Linked DNA regions of Homo sapiens: region 1 is linked to region 2. A link is an interaction called in ENCODE POLR2A ChIA-PET data of the cell type or tissue named here. Cell type or tissue: PC-9. All regions are shown on one strand. Links, peaks and the distances in the headings refer to the core of each region. The heading gives the core; the rest is flanking DNA.

Region 1 (2,500 bases), core at 1-2,500, 75 kb before region 2:
ATGGCCTTCTCCTGTGTATCGGAGTTGATAACAGGTCTCTTGGGCTGCCCAGGACGATGGGTGCTGCCACTCCAATTCCAGATGCCCACTGGAGATCTCCCTCCAGTGCAAGTTTGGGGTGGGGAGGCGCACTACAGGGATGTCAGCAGGGAGCAGCTTAAGTCCTTCTGTGCACAAGGCATTGTGCCACCAGAGCCATCGGTCAGAAGGGTCAGAGTTGGGGATCCTGGGCACAGGGTCAGATTCAGTGGGGGTGGGAACTATGTGGGAAGAATGAGGAAGAAAGTTCTTACCAGCCTGGTGGATCCAGAAAGGGGAGCCCAGGTAGCTGTGAACAGTACCCGGGGCTGTGGTCACCTCCACAAGGATGTGAATAATGCTGTCATTTCGTGACTTGAAGTGGCAGCGAGAGAACTGTGGGGTCTGTAGTCCTGGATTTGTTTTCTCTTCCTCTTCGCAGTTCTCCCAGATGGGGTACCTAAGACCCAGCCCCACAGAGTCATTGAATCAGGCCTGCCCCAGAGACTAATCCCAAGGCTTCCCATCCTACAAGAACGATGGCCTGCAGGGATTATCATTTAACTCCTTCCTTCCAGGGGCCTCCAGAGCTTTCCCTCTGTCTTTATGCCATGATGTTTTCTTTTTGTTTTTTCCTTTGTTCATTTGTTCGTTTGTTTTTGCTATTTTGCCATGATGTTTTCTGAAGTCAGCTTTGTTGTCTGGCCTCTTCCCTTTGAGGAAAGACCTGGCATGATATGTGAAAACAGCATGGGTTTTCACCAAGAGTTGAGGTCTTGGCTTACCTTTGTGTAACTTTGGGCAAATTACTTGGTTTATCTCTGCTCCAGTTTCCTTCTATTTGTAAAATGGGTTAATGATACCAACCTCACAGGATTGTTTCAAAGATTAAAGAACCCTCATCTTTCTGGAGAAAAATATCCTCTATTTTTAACGTGTTCTCATACGTCATTCCTCCTACTCTCCCCTATGTGTTATTTTGCTATTAGATTATGACAATAGTCTCCTAACTGGCTTTTCTGCTTCTGTTTTTGCCACTACCTTCAAGTTGTTCTCCACACAGCTACCAGAATTTGTTTCCAAAAATGTTGATGTGATAATGTCCAGAATATAATGTCACAAACTATTGATTTTGATCTTTACCACTGCTATGTTAGATGAAGCCACTATCATTCCTTGCTTGGATTAAGGCAAATTTCTGACTGGTGATTCTGCTTCTACTCTTATTTATTTATTCACAGAGAAACATATCTTTTAAAAATGTAAGTCAAATTGTCATTGTTTACTGCTTAAAATCCTTCAGTGGCTCTTCATCCCACTTGGAATAAAACCCAAACCCCTTACCAGGCCTACAGGACTCTGTGATTTGGTTTCTCCTTGCCTTGCCATTCTCATCTCTTATGATTCTCATGCCAGTTTATCACCCTTCATCCGCACAGGCCTTCTTTCTGTGCCATAGATATGCCAAATGTGCTATCTTTGCACTTTGCCTTTGCCCTGGATTGCTCTGACTGTAGGTCTTCATGTGACTCATTCCTTCTTGCCATTTAGATCTCGGCTTATCTGTCACCTCCCTGGTGAGGCTTTTCCTGGCCACTCAGTCTAAATTAGCAACACCCACCCCCCACCCACCACACGCCCCCCTTTAGTCTCTATTATAACTTTGTTCCTTTATTTCTTTACTTACTTTTCTCCCCCTCCTTTTCCCCTCCCCTCTACTAATGTAAGCCCCAACAATGCTGGAACCCTTTCCACTTTATTTATTTTTAAAAATGTTTTGAGACAGTCTTGCTTTGTTGCCCAGGCTGGAGTGCAATGGTACGATCTCAGCTCACTGCAGCCTCTGCCTCTTGGGTCCAAGCGATTCTCCTGCCTCAGCCTCCTGAGTAGCTGGGATTACAGGCACCCACCACCACACCTGACTAATTTCTGTATTTTTAGTAGAGATGGCGTTTCGCCATGTTGGCCAGGCTGGTCTCGAACTCCTGACCTCAAGTGATCTGCCCACCTTGGCCTCCCAAAGTGCTGGGATTACAGGTGTGAGCCACCGAGCCTGGCCCCTTTTCCATTTTATTTGTTGCACTATTTATCCCCAGTACCTTGCAAAAAGTCACTCTCAATAATTCTTTATTGAACAATTGAATCATGTCTCCCTCTTGATTATAACCCCTAAGTGGCTCACCGTCACTAAAATGGGTATGTTTACCCATTTAATCAACAAATAATTGATACTATGTGCCAATTGGTACTGTGCCAGGCCCTATGAGTGCATAGAGGAATAAGGTTCAAAGAGCTCTAATTTCAGTGGGAAAGACAGAAAAACAAACATGATATTTTTCTGTGATGTGCATAGACTGGCTTGGGAGCATCAAAGGGGAGCATCCAACCCAGACTGGGAGGGTCAGGGAATGCTTCCTGGATACGGCGATGTTTAGACTGAGTTTTGAACTAAAAATAGGATAGGCAAAAGGGACAAACAGGC
Region 2 (12,560 bases), core at 6,054-8,553:
TCGGCTCACTGCAACCTCCACACCTCCTGGATTCAAGTGATTCTCCTGCCTCAGCCTCCTGAGTAGCTGGGACTACAGGCATGTGCCATCACGCCCAGCTAAGGTTTTTGTATTTTTAGTAGAGACAGGGTTTCACCATGTTGGCCAGGCTGGTCTTGACCTTCTGACCTCAAGTGATCCGCCCACCTCGACCTCCCAAAGTGCTGGGATTACAGGCGTGAGCCATCACACCAGGCTGTTCTAGCATTTTCTTACAACAGCCCTGCTTAATCCATGTTATAGATTGAGAAGATGAGGCTCAAACAAGTTCACTGCAATTTGCCCACTCCGCAATAACACCATTATCTCACCTTGAAGTAACGATGAAATAGACTCAGAGAAGGACTGTCTCGGCTGTTGGACTCTCATCTTGCCTGGGCTGGGTCCTCCCACCTTTACCCTCTACAGTGAATAGCGGCTGAGAAGTCCCAGGGTACAAGGTCCAGTTTTGGGAGAGCAGGTCATGAGGGTAGAGCTGGTGTGTCCCATCTCTGGCCGGGCCTGGCCCTCAGCTTCTATTGCCCTCCAGGTATCTGGGGTGGCTGCCAGGGCTATGCCCAGGGGAGTCTCACAGGTCCCCTGCAAAAGGCAGGAAGGCAGCCCCTGTCCTTGTGCTCCTGCATGAGCTGAGTATGACGGGGCATGTGCAGGTCCCTTGGGGCCTGGAGGAAGCTCCTCCAAGGTCTGAGACCTGAGTGTCCAGAGGCCCAAGGTCTCCTGTGAGATGTGACTGGATGTGATGTGAGGACCACCTGGACTGGACCAGATTTGGCAGTTTCTAGAGCATATTCTTCCAGTCTCAGATATGAAGGGACATGGCTGAGAACCTAGAGTTTGAATGTTAAACCCAGGAGGGACATGTGTCAAGCTCCTCTCTCCACCTCACTGCCACCGATGGGAGCCTCTAGGTCCAGACAAGGCTGTGCTGTCTCTCCATCAGCCCTTGTTTTGGATTTTTCCTTCATCCAATGCCAGTTTAGATTTCCAGGTCTGGACCCTTCTTTGTGCTATTCCTTCTTTCTGGGATACTCTTCCTAACCTCTCTAGCTGGGCCAACTTCTTCTCGTCCCTCAGTGGCCAGCCGAGACGGGCTGTTTGGCCATTTCTTCTCATTCTTTTTCTTCTAAGGCCAATCCCTGGCTCCACACCGCAGCCAGCAAGTCCCAAATCCTATTCTGGCCACAGTACCCTACTCCCCTGGCGAAAGTCTTTCCATGTTTTCCAGTGTCCTGAGGACAAAGTCCAAATTCCTCTGCTGGGCTGCCAAGGCCATTGGACAAGTAGGAGTAAGTGAGGATAGATTTGGTGGGGGCCGTGGTGAGGGGCTCCTGTCACGGGCTCTCGCCTTCTCATGAAGAGAGGAGGCTGTCTTTTGCTGAGAGTGGTGTTTGGGGTGGGAGGATGTGGGGGTTGGGGGTGGTGAAGAGGGTGGAGAGAACTTCAGAGTCACGGTAGGAGCAGGAGCCAACCAGGAAAAGGCAGTGTCACTGAGGAGCCGCAGTGCAGATTCAGCTGAGAACTTCTTTTTTGTATTTTTGGTAGAGACGGGGTTTTTGCCATGTTACCCAGGCTGGTCTTGAGCTCCTGGGCTCAAGCAATCCACCCGCCTCAGCTTCCAAAAGTGCGGGGATTACAGGCGTGAGCCACCGTGCCTGGCCTCAGCTGAGAACTTGATAGAGGAGTTCGCAGTGACAGCAGGCTGTCTGGCTGTACAGATTTCTCTAATGGCCACTCACAGTGGGGCGGGCGCATCCAAGGCAGATGGATGGATTTGTCTATGGAGGGGGTTTGGCTGGGAGGGTGGGACCCAAGGGCAGAGGGCTAAGGACTTGACAAGTCCCTCAAAGAGCAGGTGAAATGATGGCCACAGAACCTTAACTAGATGGTAAGGGGGTGGGCAGGAGGGGGCAGTGAAGTCAGGAGGCAGCAGCTTTACAGAGGGAGAACGGAGATGCCAGTGGGCTTCTGGTTGCAATGGAGGCAAAGAAAGTATTCAGTGAAATGATTTGAGCAGGCTGCAGGCAAGAGGTTGTGGGAAGCCTACTTCAGTGATTGAGGAGGTAGACACATTTCTTCCCTGCCCGTGCTTTACCTAGCTGGTACCATCACCTGTCTCCTGTTACAGTTGGGTGTCCATTACCCTATGGGATCAGTGCCCTGGGGCCATGAGCCCTAGTCTCCATCTCCCGTCCTTCCCAGGAGAGCCTGGTGCTCACCCACTCACCCACGGCAGCTGCTCAGTCAGATGCTTATGCCAGGTAACCCTCTCTTTCCCCATTTTCTAAGCCTCTGGGCTTCTGTTTTTTCTTTAGTTTCTTAAAAGAAATATTGTAAATAGCCGGGCAAGATGGCATGCGCCTGTAGTCCCAGCTACTCGAGAGGGTGAGGCATGAGAATCGCTTGAACCTGCGAGGCAGAGGTTGCAGTGAGCAGAGATCACGCCACTGCACTCCAGCCTGGGTGACAGAGTGAGACTTGATCTCAAAAGAAAAGAAATAATGTGAGAATTGCAAAAGAGTCTAACCCTGTCTCAGATGAAAGGAAAGGGTATTTCTCCCCATATTACAGGAAAGCAGGACATTCTGTAGTCCCATATCAGGCCAGGAGTGGGTCATAGTGATAGATTGCCCTTGGGAACTCAGGAAGAGTGAGAACTGAGGTAGAGAGCAGGGGGCTTTGGGAGGGACAGATTCAGGGCCAACAGGGGCAGTGGCCTACCTTCCCTATCCCCTCCCAGCTATAGGTGGGTCTCTCCTTGCTCCTTGCACACTCATTGCCATCTGGCCATGCCGGAGTCCTTCATCCATCCAATAAAGAACCTACTCTATGTCGGCTGGGTGTGGTGGCTCACGCCTATAATCCCAGCACTTGGGAAGGCTGAGGTATGGGCAGCCACAGACAGGCTCTGAGGCAGATTTTCGTTTTAGCTTTAGGATGATCACTCTGGCTCAAGGGATGTGTGTGTGCATGGCAGGGGGAAGGGGAATGAAGAGAAAAGAGCAGAAGCAGGGAGAGAGGAGGAGGCCGATGTGCCACTCAGGCAGGAATGAAGAGGGTCCCTTCTGGGCAGTGAGCATGAAGATATGGATTGTCAGACAAATCTGTGTGAGGGAAACCAGAGGAGTTGGTGATTTGTCAGTGGACTTGGGTGAGGAGACAGTGACGGTGCCAACTAGCATTGCACCGAGTCTCTACTCTAGATGCCCCCTGAGCGTGGCACCTCCGGGTGAGAGAGAGGAGCTCATTCAAGATGAGAGGAGCAGGGTCAGTTTTGAATATGGTGGGTATGAGGCACCCTTGGAGCACCCAGGGGAGCCATTTCTGTTGTCCTTGGCGTTCTGGGACACGCCTTGTCTTTCTCTCCCAGGTCTGTTCACGCTGTTCCCTCCCTCCACTGGCAACACTCTTCCCCTCATCTGTCAGCCCCGTGTTTTCTCCAGGAGACATCCTTGACCTTTTCTGCTGAAAGCCAACTTTTTGTTGTCAGAGCCTCTGTAGTTCTACTGTAACGTTTCTTTGGAGACAGGTCTCATTTCCCTGCTTTTCTGGGCATCTTCCACGGGCTTCATGCAGTCTGCACCTCGAGAAGCAGGAAGTGATGAAACACTTGAGTGCTGCTTCCCGTGGCTCACCATCAGCCAGGAAATGGCACTGCATGCTACAGAGGGGAGATCCTCCCAGGGCTGACTCCAAGCAGGAAGTGACTCTCACCACCCTAGGGGATTTGAAACACCTCTCCCATGCCCAGGAACCTAGAGCAGGCCAGCTGGTGCAGCCACTGCCCAGACGTGGGATGTTCTGGTTTCAGAGGTGGGGCAGGGAGATGTAGCCTCCCAACCACCCTCAGGGAATCCGCTGAAGAGGCACAACCGAAGGGAGGTGCAGTTGCCAGAGAAACCAGCTGATAACACCAAACACTTAAGGCCTCATATTGAACTAGCATGTGAGCAAATGCGAAGGACTCAGGTCCCTCACCTCTCCCTGGGACTGGAAACCGACCACCTTCCCAAGGCTGGCATCCACTCCGTCCTCTCCCTACCTAAGAGGAGAAACCACAGGCCTGACTGAGGAGACCCTCAAGGCACGGTTTATGAGGCTGAGATAGGAGTGAGGAGTTTGCTTTGGATGGGGCGGGGCTTGGGGTAGGGGAGGAAGGGTCTCTGAGGTGAGATCCTGAGATGGAGACAATGACAACGGCAGCCGCCATTTTATTGCCAATCAGCCATGAGCCCCGCCTTCCATACACAATGACATTTCATCCCCACAATCGATTAACACAACCATGATAGCCATGAACTCCCAACTCCTCCAGCTGCTAGTGCTCAACGGGAGAGTCCCCTCCAGGTCTGTCTCATTGCAGAGCCCATATTCTTTCTGCCTGGCCAGCAGTTACTCTCCTCAATGAGCAGGCACTGGTGCAGTCTTGGGTGGGCACCAGTCACCCCTATGGAAATCCTTGATGGATGTTACAGGACAGGATTGGATGTGAGGGGTCTTGGAAATGGGGCTCAAGAATCTTCATCATGAGGCGTTTCTGCGCCTACTGACCTGAGATACAGAGAGGAAGTTCCATGGACACCAACACCCAGTTCCAAGGAGGCACACATTAACCTTCCCATGATGTGGATGTGTGGGAACACATGGGCTTTTAATCACACGCCATGCAATCCACAGAAGAGCTGACCCAGCCTGGGGGCATACACGCACTCATGTGTACTCAACGTTCACATGCACTCACACCCTGGCTCGGCTCTGGGGACGCTGAGGCCGCTGTGAGAAGAAGGACGGCTCTGGCTCCGTCAGATGAGGCTGGCAATGCTGGATGTGGTCTCGTGACGCCGGCCAGCAGACAACTGTCCTGAGATGCTGAAGATGCTGCCATGGCCGCCATGGCCACTGTGGGTGGAGGGAGTGGCCATACAGATGGAGGGGCAGTGTCCGCTCACACCCACTTGATACAGCAGCAGGCCCAGCAGCAAAAGCGAGCCCAAGGCAGCCAGAGCAATGCCCACAGACAGCATGGCGGCCAGCGGCCGAGCAGGGGCAGGGGCGGCGGCCAGCCCGGCCAGGGTCAGGCCGGTGACCAGCAGCACGAGGCCACTGAGCAGCACCACGAGGGCGTCGGCCCCTCCACCACTGCGCAGCAGGGCCACATGGTGGGCCTGGCGGATGCAGTTCATGTCCTGCACAGCCGAGCTCATCAGCTGTTTCACCAGAACCAGCAGAGCCAGCAAACAGAGCACAGTGCCCGTTGCTAGCCGCCATTCACCTGAGCGGCTGCTGGTGGTTGACAGCAGTGCCACGCCGCCCGCGCCACAGCCTGCCACGAGGCCCACGGCCACGACGAAGCAGAGCGCCGAGCGCCGCGGCTGCTGGGACCACCACAGCTCCACCTGCTCTGCCAGCATGTCCGGGGGCAGCCCCCGGCCCCCTGGGGCTTGAGCCTCCTGTTCAGACATGGCTTGGTCAGGCAGGGGTCAGGGTAGGAGGTCAATGTCAGGGGTCAGAGGGTTCAGATCACAGCCTGGAGCACCTGCCACCTGCTTGGCAGCTACAGGCCCAGAGTCCCATTCCTCTCACAGTCCAGGATATGGTCACCCTCACCTGTAGGGGAAGGATCACAGTCTTACCTTCCCAGCCCACCTGTCCCCCACGGTCCCACCTGGGAGCCTTGGGGATGATCCCTGAGAATCCACCCCAGTGTTCCCCCGAATCTCCCCTGGGATAGCCCCCTCTGCAGTACTGTCCCTTGGGAATGGCTCTCCAATGACCCCAGGGGAGTACCCTGCCCATAGGGTACCCCCTAAAACCCTCCAGGGAATCCCCTCACCCAGGCCCTGACCTCTCTGCCTCTGGCTCTCTCAGTCGCTGGTCCCATCCCGGCTGGCTGAGGGAGCTGGTGCCACGGTGGACGATGGGACGAACAGCCAGAGATAAAGCCTCATTCAGGATCCTACTCACATGGCCTCAGCTGTCACCACTGGTTCCTCGGGAGGAGCTGTGGGGATGGAGGGGGCGCTTATGACTTAACCCTTCTGGAACCAGAAGCCTGACTGACCTTGACACTTCTCTTTTAGGGCTGTGTCTCCTCCTTCTCTGTGGGTTAGGACCAGACCCCTAACACCCTCCCTCCCCTAACATCCCATCCAATCTCACAGCCATGAGTTTGGTAATATAAGCTGCCAGTTCCCAAATTCCTCTCTCCAACCTACATCTCCGTCCTGAGTCAATTGTCACCTTGATGTCCCTGTGATGCAACAGGTCCCAACCCAAGCTCGTTGTCTTACTCCAACCTGTTCCTTCTGCGTTCCTCACTTCAGGCATGGCATCACTGCCCTCTCAGCCAGCTCCTCCTCCCTCTGCTGTATCTAATCCACGTCCTGTCCCTGGGGCTCCACCTCTAAACATTTCTCTAGCCAGTTCCCTGCTCTCGTATCCTTGGCTCCCGCCTCCACCTCCTCACTGGTCTTTCTGCTCCCCTTGCTCTTCTCCACACTCGCCATTCCCCCATGCCATCCTCCTCCACGATTTCTCTAAAGTGGAGCAAAGGAAAAAGGAGGGCTCTGGATTTGAACCCCAGCTCCAGTCCTTCCCACCGGTAGGAACATGGCCAGGCACCTAACAGTGGCTGCTGATTTAACCTGTCCTCCAGAGGAAAGCATGTCTCACATTGGGCAAAAATAAAGCACATGAGGTCCCTGCCTTCAAGGAGCCCCAGTCTGCAGCAGAAGACAGAGACAGAAGCAAGCAGGCCAGTGCCTGTGCTAAGTGTGGGTGTGGGTTAGTCAGCCCAGAGCCCTGCAGAGCCCAGGAGAGGGGTCTGGGGGAGGGGCCAGGAAGCCTGAATGGTTCGTCTCTTAGAGCCTCAGTCTCCTTGTCTGAAAAGTGAAGACAATAACATTTATCTTGAGGGGTGGGGATGAGTCACCTGACATCTTCGTTTCAGAATTCCAGTGGGGCCTAGAGCCTGCATAGATGCTCAAAGCGTGCTTTTTGAATACATGAAAACGATGTTACCCCTCCAAGGCAGGACAGGGCAGAAGACGTAGGTCCTGGGTCATTCTGGGAATATTACTATGTGGCCGTGCACAGGTTACATCCTGACGAGGTATCTGTCCTCCCGGAGACTCCTCTGCAGAGGCTGACCCCTACCCCCGAGGTGGGCGGGGGCTGGTGCCGATGCTCTCAAGGAAGTGGGGGAGGTGGGCGTGGCCGTGGAGTCAGTCCCAGCATTCCCCTGGGCTGTGACTTCGTTGGTCTGAAAATGCTTGCACAGGTGTGCTGAGACAACGGGTGTCAGGCTGGGGGCGGGGTGGAGGTTCTCAGGGGAGAAGCGAGTGGGAGAACATGGGGGCGGTGGGGCGTTGGGGGACAATGGGGGAACTCACGAGAAGCCTGGATGTGCTGGATCCGATCCGAGAAGGCAGGGCCGAGCAGGTGGGGCACTCTAGCTTGGTTTCCGGGGAGACACTTCACCTGCCTAACCTGCACTCAGGTGAGCCTGCCGGGAGGAGGATGAACAGGTGTCGTTTCCAGGGCAGGGCCTGAGCCGATTGGCTGACGTGGCACTGCTCCTTCTGCTGGGCTGAGGCATTCCTGTGAAGGGAGGGGCTTCTGTCCGCTGCAGTTAGGGCTCGGAACACAATTCGCAGACCTGGGCAGCAGGAGGAATGTCGTCTATCTGCCCCAGAGCCTGGGCGCCAACCCATTCCACAGCTCCGACCCCGATTTAGCTTTAGCTCCAGCTTCAAAACCAACCCCTAACTCTAGCTGCAGCTGCAAACCCTAGCTAGAACTCCCAGCTTCCACCCCTGCCCCAGCTCCTGCGTCACATCTCAGCCCCAACCCCCAGCCCCATTTCCAAATTCAATTCCAGTCCCAACTCCAAATCCAACCCCTAATCTGGCTAGAAACCTCAGCCCCCAACTCCTAACTCCAACTCAAATTCTGGACTAAGGTCCTAGATCCCAACCTCACGCTCAGCCCGAACCTCGACTCCTGTTCCTGAATCCAGCCCCCAAACCCAACGCCAACCTCAAACCCAGCTTTAGCCCCAAATTCCAACATCAGCGGACCCCCAAACACAGCCCCAGTACCTCCATCCCTTGGCCCTAGGCTGCAGCCTCCAAAAGCCCCGTGCTCATTCTCCCTCAAATGAGCCCCACAGACTGGATCCTACTGGGGAAGCAGGATTTGAGTGAACAGGGAGGAGGGGTGAAGGCCTTTCAGGCAGGAGACAGGAACTCCCAGAATAAACACTTCAGAAGAAATGCCACACTCCTTCACAAGGCTCATAAAGCCCCTGCCATATACACCAGGCCAGTCATTTGCCACTGGCACCCTGCCCTCCTCTCTGCCCTTCCAGTTTTTGAACTCAAGAGTTCTCCCTTGCCTGGGATATTTGCCACTCCCCAGCCTCAGTCTGGGCAACTTGCATTCTTCAACTGAGATGCCACCTCCTCCAGGAAGCCTTCCCTGACTTGCAGGCTGGTTTAGAGGTGCCTCTTTGGTGCACCCATGGCCCCTGTGCTTCCCCAACAACTACTCTTACTGCAATATGCTTAATTGCCTATTATGTATTTACCTGTCATTCCCTGCTAGATGTGTGGTCCCCAGCAAGCAGACGGACAGTGCCTCTTTTGCTAATCATCATGACCTCAGTAGCTAGTATGTAGGACGTAATCAATACATATTTGTTGAATGATTGATTAGCAGACTAAATGATAGCATGAACTGACAGCTGTGGGGGTTTTGAGCAGGAAGCATGTGAGAGGAAGCTGGAAAGACAAGTTTGGCTCAGGCTGTTCAGGGTCTTGAAGGCCCATAGTGAGGCACTTGGGCTGTGTAAGGGGCCCATGGAGGGTTCTAAAGTTTAATAGGGACATGGTGGGAGCTTCTAATAGGCAAATCTGGCACCACACACACACCACCCTCCGGACTGGTGAAGGGCAGGCTGGCTGGAGCTGTTGTAGGCTGTCCCTCATCTCCTGGATCAGCCCCTGTGATGTCTCTTGCTTTCTCCTCCTGATGTGTATGAACTAGAAAAGAAAAACAAGATCACCCTTATCTTGTTATTATCAGTTCACAAAATAATGGTGCTCGACCTGCTTTCGCATCTCTTTGCTTTGTTCTGCGGAGATGACTGGAGGCCAGTCATAATTCTAGAACAGCCCTGTCCGCTAGAAATATAGCCTGAGCCGCCGGGCATGGTGCCTCACGCCTGTAATCCCAGCACTTTGGGAGGCTGAGGTGGGCGGATCACGAGGTCAGGAGTTCAAGAGCAGCCTGGCCAACGTGGTGAAACCTCGTCTCTACTAAAAATACAAAAATTAGCCAGGCATGGTGGCAGGCCCCTGTAATCCCAGCTACTCAGGAGGCTGAGGCAGGAAAATTGCTTGAACTTGGGAGGCAGAGGTTCAGTGAGGCGAGATTGTGCCATCGCACTCCAACCTGGGTGACAGAGCAAGGCTCCGTCTGCGGGCGGGGGCTGGGGCACGGGGAAGAAAAAAGAAATATAGCGTGAGCTACATATATAAACTTTTCTAATAGCTGCATTCAAAAATGAAAAAGAAACCCATGAGATTAATACATTTAAATTAATACATTTTAATTCCAAAACACATTTTTATATATGTTATTGATGAGCTATTTTACAGTTTTATTTTGTACAGGGTATTTTATTTTTATTTTTAAAAATAGAGATGGGGGTCTCGCTATGTTGTCCAGGCTGTTCTCAAACTCCTGGGTTCAAGCGATCCTCCTGCCTTGGCTTCCCAAAGTGCTGAGATTACAGGCGTGAACCAAAAGTCTTGAAAATTTGGTAGGTATTATTTTATACTTACAGAGCATCTCATTTATCCCAGCCACACTGCAAATGCCCAGGCACCACATCTGTCATGTGGCTGTGTCCTTACTGGATGGCATGGCTTTAGATGTCCTTTCCCTCAGAAAAAGGTCAGTGCAGTCTGGATCAGGAGGATGGTTGGGCGGAGTGGGGTGGGGAGACAGTGGTGTGGCATTGCAGGTGTTCATCCTGCCAATTTGCAAAGCATTATAAAGGTATCCCCTTTATAATAAAGGGGCTTGACTCAGAGGAGCAGGGGAGCCAGGGGCCCAACAGGGCTTGCTGGCTGCAGATTCCTCTTGCACACATCTGACATTTATTTACCCACCCTGGTCCCCAGGTCCAGTCCCAGCCAGACCCATGGGCCAGCTGTCCCAGGCAGAGCTGCAGCAGGGGACCCATGAAATTTTCCTTCCTTTACCCCTTCCCTTAGGGGTTTGAAGGGAAATTTTTGGATGGGAGAAACAACACCTAAAAGCTTCGTTGGTTTAAACATTGATTGGGCAAGTCTCTATTCTAGTTCTGGGTCTTATCAAGTAACTTGGAGTCAAGTGGAAAGGCAGGCTCTTCACAGGGCTGTTGAACTCTGTCCCCAAAGCAGAGGTTGTTGGGGTAATTCAGATTGGTGACGGTGAAGGTCAGGAGGAGGAGGTGGCCGTGGGCACAAAGCGGAAGGTGCGGACGAACCACCCGCAGATCCACAAGAAGGTGGTGAATGGGAGTACTGTGGGGAGAACACAGAGGCTGTGGGGCTGTCTCCCAGCTTCTGCCATGTTCCCACCACAGGCTGTTCTCAACCCAGTGGCCCGAGTGATTCAGTTAGGAGGTGCAGAGTCCCTCCAGCAGCCCGCCTTCCTCAGAGGAACAGAGTCCTCCCACCGCCATAAGGCCCTCTCTGGCTTCATTCCTATTGCCTCAGAGCCTCTGCACCAGCAGCTCCATCTGCCTGGAATGCTTCTGACCCACATGGCTCCCTCCCTCCCTCCCTCCTTCAGGAATGTTCTCAAATGGCATCTTCTCAGGGAGACTTGTTGGCCACCTCATCTCAAATTGCAACCTCCCAGTACTTCCTATCCCCTGCCCTTGTGTTTTATTTCCTTATGTTTCTCCTCAGCACTATCACTCTGACATGCTATATATCTGTCTTATCAATCTGAAATGTTGTCTCCTAGATTGTAAGCTTTATGAAGGAAAGATTTGTGTGTGTTTACTGTCCTATCCCTACCTCCTGGAATAGGACTGGCATAGAGTAGGTGCTCAATAAATGTTTGTTGAATGAATAAATGGTGGAAAGAACACTGGATTTGGAGCTAGATTGATCTTGAAGGTTCAAGCCCCAGCTCTAGCTGTGTAACCGGAGAAAAATTGCTTAACCTCCTTGTGTCTCAGTCTCTTTCATTTGTAAGATGGGGATGACAGAACTTAGTTTATATAGTTGTAAGGGGATTAAATAATATAATTAGGCCGGGCACGGTGGCTCACAGCTATAATCCCAGCACTTTGGGAGGCTGAGGTGGGCAGATCACTTGAGGTCAGGAGTTCAAGACCAGCCCGGACAACATGGTGAAACCTCATCTCTAATAAAAATATAAAAAATTTGCCAGGTGTGGTGGCACATGCCTGTAATCCCAGCTACTCAGGCGGTTGAGACGGGATAATCGCTTGAACCCAGGAGGTGGAGGTTGCAGTAAGCTGAGATCGAGCCACTGCACTCCAGCCTGGGCAACAGAGCAAGACTACGTCTTAAAAAAAAAAAAAAAAAAAAGAATGAATCCATTCAGCATCCACTGATCGTATCCCTCCTGTGGACCAGGTGTTGTGGGGGTGCTGGAGATATAGTGTTAAGTGGAGAGGCACTGTTCTTTCCGTCCTGAGGACAGTCTCAGGGAACAATGGGCATAAGGCATAGCACCTACAGGCTTCCAATGCCTCCAGGCACCCACTCCCTTCTCAGTGAGTGACAGTTCCCTGAGATAGACATCTTTTGGAGTATTGGTCCCATTCACCATGACCATCCTCACTGCAAGGAAGAATCCCAACGACCAGATTATGTTTTCTGACCCACCACTGCAGCTATAGTTGATTAGACAGAGCCTCCGACTCAAGCTAGGCACCTAGATAGGTGAGTGTCCTTTGTGGGTCCAGACAGCAGGATCTGCTCCTCTCAATCTGGGAAATTTTTAAAGGAATTTCCATTTGTAGACGGAACAAGCCCAACTGACCGAGAGGGAAGCACCATGACTGTTTCAGGATGGACACTCTTGGGGACTTGTTTGTACTTGTGTGTTATGTCCCGGCAAGTGAGCGTCTTTTTTGGGTAGCAGATGGCGGGGTCAGCTCCTCTCAATTTGGGAAATTCCTTAAGGAATTCCCATTTGCTGGTTGATCAAGCCCAAACACAGAAGAGAGAGGAAGCACCCTGACTTTTCAGTTTGGACACTAAGGGCTTGTCTGTTGCTGCAGTAGTTGGATAGTGTTCTGGTGATTGTGTGTATTTGATATAGGCATGAGGAATTAGAATTTAATTTGGTAATCTTTTGCAATACTCTTTGGCCCCAAAATTGTTTGGAATCTGGAGTTTGCTGTTGAATGGGAACGTGGGATGGAGTTGCATGTATCCAGGCTTTTGTTCTGCTGTTTTAAGCAGAGTCGGGCCTAGTTAATATGTAATGTTTTC

The links. Peaks named below come from ENCODE experiments on the same cell type or tissue, not always from the same donor. Only the 100,000 strongest peaks of a DNase experiment are listed, where the experiment ranks them.
Region 1: POLR2A ChIA-PET joins it to region 2 with 5 read pairs; 8 of 35 experiments call an interaction of 5 or more read pairs at or near these places.

Annotation. Positions count from the first base shown.
Region 1 is chr1:43,344,423-43,346,922 of GRCh38, reverse strand. MPL (MPL proto-oncogene, thrombopoietin receptor) reads right to left here. Exons shown (of 12, transcript NM_005373.3): 7 at 294-478; 8 at 1-131. Among named protein-coding and RNA genes, the nearest start is that of MPL, 7.9 kb to the right of the region's middle. In PC-9, for the core only: no CTCF peak of the experiment used is centred there; a DNase peak (open chromatin) is centred at 1,542; H3K27ac peaks cover 1,725 bases.
Region 2 is chr1:43,265,661-43,278,220 of GRCh38, reverse strand. It overlaps TMEM125 (transmembrane protein 125), which reads right to left and starts at 8,238. Exons shown (of 4, transcript NM_144626.3): 1 at 8,136-8,238; 2 at 7,428-7,540; 3 at 5,882-6,037; 4 at 4,219-5,643. The coding sequence starts at 5,498. The coding sequence ends at 4,839. RefSeq lists an enhancer at 8,104-8,607. In PC-9, for the core only: no CTCF peak of the experiment used is centred there; a DNase peak (open chromatin) is centred at 7,610; H3K4me3 peaks cover 1,973 bases; H3K27ac peaks cover 1,634 bases.